2 separate regions of the Homo sapiens genome follow, and region 2 is linked to region 1. Evidence: chromatin contacts called from ENCODE Hi-C or POLR2A ChIA-PET data. All regions are on one chromosome and are shown on one strand. The core of a region is the stretch at or near the end of the contact, and the rest is flanking DNA. Distances in the headings are between cores, read along the strand shown. Region 1 holds the start of PAPLN-AS1 (PAPLN antisense RNA 1). Region 2 holds the start of MIDEAS (mitotic deacetylase associated SANT domain protein).

Region 1 (2,711 bases), core at 151-2,650:
GTCATTTGCCGCAAGCAGGGAAAACGAACACTCAGAAGACTTGTCTTGAGGAATCTTCTGATTCATCTAAAATGCTTAATGACATACATGTTGGTGCTTACCTGGGTGTTTTTTCCCTGAACTGTATTTCTCTAAAAATTAATGACTTATACCCTCCTCAGAGGTGCACAGACCATCTCCTCTGGCCCCCAGATCCTTGATAAATGAAGTCTTGGTGTACCAAGCCCCTTCCAGCCCCTCCTGCAGGATGACCGTGGGGCACCATTGCTACCGCTCCCGGGGTTCCCCATCTCCGTCTCTGTGCGACGGGAGGAACGCTTCCCATAGCAGACTGAGCAAAAACAGGGCTCAAAATGGTATAGACACACCATAGCTTCGTTTGAAAATATACATACATAAGGGGAGAAAGGATGGAAAGACCTCAAAATGGCTGCCATGGTGTTGCCACGGGCATGTGCTGGGGGGAGCAGGGGTACTGGTGATTGATTCATTATGGGTTGATCGATGGGGTATTTGACAAATGCTGGCTCTGGCAGCACATATACTAAAATTGGAACGATACAGAGATTAGCACAGCCCCTGCCCCCTTAGCTGGTATGGCATGCAAATTCATGAAGCATTCCATATTTACTTTAAAAATTATTTGGGAGGCTGAGGTGGAAGGATTGATTGAGCTTGGGAGGTACATGCTGCCCAGCTGACATGACACTGCTGCACTCAAGCCTGGGCAAGATCCTGTCTCAAAAAAAAAAAAAAAAGAAAGAAAGAAAAAGGAAAAGAAAAAAAGGAAAGGAAAGGAAGAGAGAAAAAAGAGCAAGCGAGAGAGAACGAGAGAGAAAGAAAAGAAAAAAAGATAAAGAAAAAGAGAGACCTCTTGCTCTCTCTCGAGGGACCTCTGCAGACCCTCTCCTCCCCAAAGGTGGGTCCTGTGGTCTACAAGATTTCCTGTACATTGCGAGCCCCCGCGCCCACCCAAAAAAAAAAAAAAAAAAAAAAAAAAAAATTGGTCGGGTACAGTGGCTCACGCCTGCAATCCCAGCACTCTGGGAGGTCGCTGCCGGCGGATCCCTTGAGCCCAGGAGTTCAAGACCAGCCTGGGCAACACAGTGAGACTGTCTCTAATATATATATATATGACAACGCCTCTATAATACGGCAATAGGAACTGTGGCATCAACGTAGGTATACAAGAGGCCCCGAGAGAGCGAGTCCCGGCCGCGCTCACCGCTGTAGTAGGGCAGCCACCGATACCGCCGCCCCTGGAACTCCGCTCCGTCGAACTCCGCGCACTGCTCGGCCCGGAAGTCCCGGGCGCCGTCGGGGCAGCTCTGCGGGGCGGAGGGGAAGTCGGGATCCAGGAGGGCGGAGTCCGAGGTCCGCCCACCTCCCGCCCCGCCCGAGCCCAGGGAGCCCAGGAGTCTCCCTTGCCTGCCCCATCGGAGCCGCCGGAGGTGGAGTCCGCCCCCCGGACCCCCGAACTCCTGTGCGTGCCCCTCCATGGTGCTCTAGGCTGTGGAGGGCAAGGCCAGTCCCCGGGAGCAGGGTGAGGAAGGGGCCCCCACGCAGCCCTGCTGTGGATTGGCGGGAGGACCCCAGGCTGGGCCAACCCAGCAGCCCGCGGCCAGGAGCGGGCATCCCAATGGGGAAATCGGCCAGGAGGGGCTGGGGAAGCTGGTGCCTTCGCCCGCGCCCCGTGAGCTTTACCTCCGTGCGACAAGAGCGGTGGCTCCGGGCGGGGCCCACGCAGCTGGAGCCTCCATCTCTCCTGCGGGACCAGAGCACCGGGAAGACCTGACCGAGACCCAACGTCCCTGCCCCCGTTCTGGGGCTCTCTGCAGGCCCCAACTTCTGCGGGACTCTCCAGTGGGAGCAGCAAGGTGAGAGGGTGTCCCCCGACCCCACCCCGTAAATCCCCCAGGTGGGAGTGAGCGACCCATGTTGGTACTCCAGAGAAGCGGGACTCAGAGCCCTACCCACCCTATAGTTTGGATTTAAGGCGGGACCACTCCACTGCATCTTAGGCAGATTCCCAGAGAAGACCCGAGGTGCATGAGATATAATACCCACCCGCTTGGCACAGCCATCCTGCGATCTAAGCAGGACATCAGTATAAGGCTCTTAGGATCATTCCTGGTCTCTCATTCCTCCTCACATAGGGTTCTCAGGAACAACCCCTATACAAACCGGGACAGAGGCACCTCACTACTCCTTCTGTGCCCCACCTTCTCCACTGACCCTGCCGGAGTGCAGCACACACAGCAAGCATTTAATAAATCGCTTGAAGTGGGGAACATCTGTACTCGGTAAAGAAACCACAGGAATTGGGAACTGCCGGTTGAAGATTATTTACCAGTTCCAGCAAAATTGACTGCACCTGCCATACTGCAGGCCGGTGCAGCATCAGGAGCTGGAGACCAGGGGCAACAGGCAGCACGCGTGCTCCAGCTCAGAGTGGAAGGCCCTGGGAAATGGTTTGATTTCCTGCGCTGAACTGATGCTGCTTCCAGAATGAATCTGCTCCTTGGTGGGTTCTGCTGATGTGGCCAGTGCTAGCCTAGGCCACGACCACCTAGCCCACCACCCAGAAGGCAGCATCCCCTGCTCCTGCTTTAACAAGCTGGCCCATTTTCATCTCTCCTACCTCTGGGAGTAGCAGGGGCGCTCCCGGAAGCTGACACCCCCTCCACAGGTCCGGCTGCAGGGGCTCCACT
Region 2 (2,711 bases), core at 65-2,564, 510 kb before region 1:
AACTGGAAGGGATCTCAAGAGGTCCTCTGGTCCAGTCCTGTGGCATAATTACCTGTATTTTGTAGATAAGATTGTTTTAAGTGTTCCTTATTTTGACATATCTATCATAACATGGTGCAAATAAGCCCTTCTCCTCTTGGGGAGGTGTGACTTCCAGGTGTACATGTACGCAGGTGCTCCAGCCAGCAAAGAGGTGGAAGAGGACAGGAAAGCCATGCCCCCTTAGAAGCAAGTGCAGGTTTGGCAGGATTTCTGGGCAGAAGATCCAAGTTTTGCCTGTGTCCTCCACACCCCACCCTGGCCCTGTAGGCCCAGTGAGTGTGTGAGAATCATATTCTGCTGCCCCTCCCTCCTCTTCTCCCTGAGAAAGTGAGGGATGCACCTGGTTCTCAGGTCTGGCCACAGTGTTTTGAAAAGTGGCTGCCAGGACACATGGTATTCTTCGGTGGTTTTTCTTTCAAAGGAAAATCTCCTTGTGACCCATCTCCTTGAAAAACAGCCACCGCCACCACCGCCGCCGCCACCACCACCACTGCACCACCACCAAAAAACTTGGAAGGAAGAATAGGACACACTCCCCTGAACTTTCCCCTGGCCCTAGAGCCCCATTGAATGTGGGGGCCAGAACCAACCTCTTGAGCTGCAAAAATGTTTTCCATCTTCCCACCAGTCAGGCAAGGAGGCATCAAGGCCTGGACCTGAGAATTGATCAGGGGGATATTTAGGGAAGACAGGGGAAAATGTGAGTATGGAGTGAAAAGCCGCTCAACTCTGGCCTGAGTTGCTAGATTTAAATCCAGGAGATTTTCCTCACCTAAGCGATGGAGATGGTGGGTCCTTTCTAGGGACTGAGGCCAGTTTCTCAATAACCTTTACACGCACCAGGACGCTTTTGAGCCAGAAAGTGAAACTCGGAGAGTCTGTTAATAAAATGCCATGGAGAGGATTGTGCATGATTTACCGTATCCAAAACCAGAGAGAGTTTCTTTGTGGAAGAAAGCGACTTGTGCCTTCCCCAGCATCACACACACACTTTCCTGGCAGGCTCAATGGGTTTCCAAACATTTCGTCACCGTCTCCTCCTGACCTTGGTGTGAAAGGAACTAGCAGCGTGGCCCGCCAGCAAAGCCATCGGGGGCGCCAGCCTGGGCGGGGGATGGGGACGGCGACCGACTCGTGAGTGGAGGTGAGGTCTGCTGGAAATCCCCAGCCCCGGCCGCCGCCTGAGGTTTAAGGACGCCTTCCCCGGCCTTATTTGGTCGCAGGAAGTGGGCGGCGCCGGGCCTGCTGGCTGAGGCCGCCCCGAGACAGTTGTGCTGATGAAGTGGTAGAGCTGGTTCCTGCTCGCCGCGGTGCCGCGCGCGCCGGCCGGCCGCTGGGCGCTCCGCGCTCCCAGCCTCGAGTTGTGCAATCCTTTGTAGCACGCCAGAGTCCTCCTCCTCCGCTGTTGCCTCTCGCCCTCTCTCTTTTTTTTTTTTTCAAGCTGTGAGCTCAACCGATGAGTCAGAGCCGTGCAATCCTGACACTGCATCGCAGGACTGGGGGTGACACGGAGGGAGGCAGAGCGCTCGCGAGGCGGACGGCACGGGTGCGGGGCGCGCCGAGGCTCCTGCATCGCAAGCGGGGGGTGACAGCCCGCGCGTCCCGCCCGGGCCCTGCCAGCAAACTTCTCAGCCTCGGGAGGCGCGGGCTGGCGGAAGCCCCGCGAGCGCCGCGGGGAGGCGACGGCGCCTGTTTGTTTTTAAAATCGGGAGTGCGTGCAGGCGGCTGGAGTCCCGGAGGCGACCGAAGGCGGCGACCCGCGGCGGAAGGGGGACAGCCGAGCCCGGAGCCCGGAGCCCGGGCAAGAGCTGGGTAAGTGGGGCTGCCTGGCCGGCGGCCGAGGCCTGCACGCGGCGGGGCCGGCGAGGGGACCCCAGGCGGCGCGCGAGCTGTGGCTGCTCGCACGGCGGGTTGCAGCTCTGCAGGCGCGGCCCGGAGAGGGGGCCGCGGGGGCCGCTGCGCTCGAACTTCTGCGGCCTGGGCGGCGGTGGAGCGGGCGCGTGTGGCCGTGCGGGGGCCGCCTGCAGCCCGCCGCCCCCTCCCCCGCGGTCCGCGCCCTCGGCCCGCAGCTGCGTGTGCAGCGCAGCCCCGCGGTGTTTGTGCAGCTACGCAGCTTGCGCGCGGCCCCCGCCCACCCGGGCGCGGCCCCGCCAGGAAAGCCCTCCCCACCCGGCGGCCCGCGGCGGCTCGGGAATCCGGCTGCTCCTCCTCCGCTGGAGAGAAACGTGGTGTCCGTGGGGACCGGCTGACGTGACGGAGCCCAGGCCCGGAAGGCGCGGCGAGGGGCTAGCCAGCTGAGGGAACTTGGCGCGGGAGCCCCTTCCCCTGCCAGCGTGCACGGGAAAGTGGGCCTGGACGCGGCGTCCACGCCAGGAGTTTGGGGGACAGAGGTGCAGGGGCGTTGGGGAACTGGGGCAAATGCAGTCAGCAGAGGCCTAGGCTGGAGCGCTTCGCGCGGGCGGGCGCACCTCAGACCTGTCATCCTCCCGCGCGCCCCCGCACGCCCGCGCCGCCGCAGCCCTCCCAGCCCGCGCGGTGCCTCGCGGGGAGCTGTGTTCCCTGGTGCCTGGCGGCAGCGCCGAAACCCGGGATTCGGCCGGGCCCTGCATATGGCCGGCTTGGTGGAGCTGGTCACGTCGCCTCCCAAGTCGCACATGCAGGACCATGTG

Evidence for each region. A loop is a pair of places that touch in the nucleus more often than their neighbours do. ChIA-PET counts read pairs that join two places held with the same protein, here RNA polymerase II (POLR2A). Pooled maps may share reads with other maps.
Region 2: a loop to region 1 is called in a pooled map, with 4 times the contacts of the local background. The contact joins the promoter of MIDEAS here to the promoter of PAPLN-AS1 in region 1. A Hi-C loop is called at or near these places in 4 of 37 single-sample maps with no recorded cell type and 5 of 50 pooled maps. POLR2A ChIA-PET finds 5 or more read pairs at or near these places in 1 of 52 experiments (activated B cell).

What each region holds. Positions count from the first base shown.
Region 1 is chr14:73,244,690-73,247,400 of GRCh38, reverse strand. PAPLN-AS1 (PAPLN antisense RNA 1) reads left to right here and starts at 1,400. Exons shown (of 2, transcript NR_135248.1): 1 at 1,400-1,877; 2 at 2,157-2,711. PAPLN (papilin, proteoglycan like sulfated glycoprotein) reads right to left here. Exons shown (of 27, transcript NM_001365906.3): 3 at 2,642-2,711; 4 at 1,705-1,765; 5 at 1,226-1,328. It also overlaps the pseudogene RNU6-419P. RefSeq lists enhancers at 1-140, 279-348 and a silencer at 1,296-1,565.
Region 2 is chr14:73,758,906-73,761,616 of GRCh38, reverse strand. It overlaps MIDEAS (mitotic deacetylase associated SANT domain protein), which reads left to right and starts at 1,314. Exons shown (of 13, transcript NM_001367710.1): 1 at 1,314-1,854. RefSeq lists an enhancer at 907-1,236 and silencers at 1,657-1,896, 2,027-2,176, 2,537-2,646.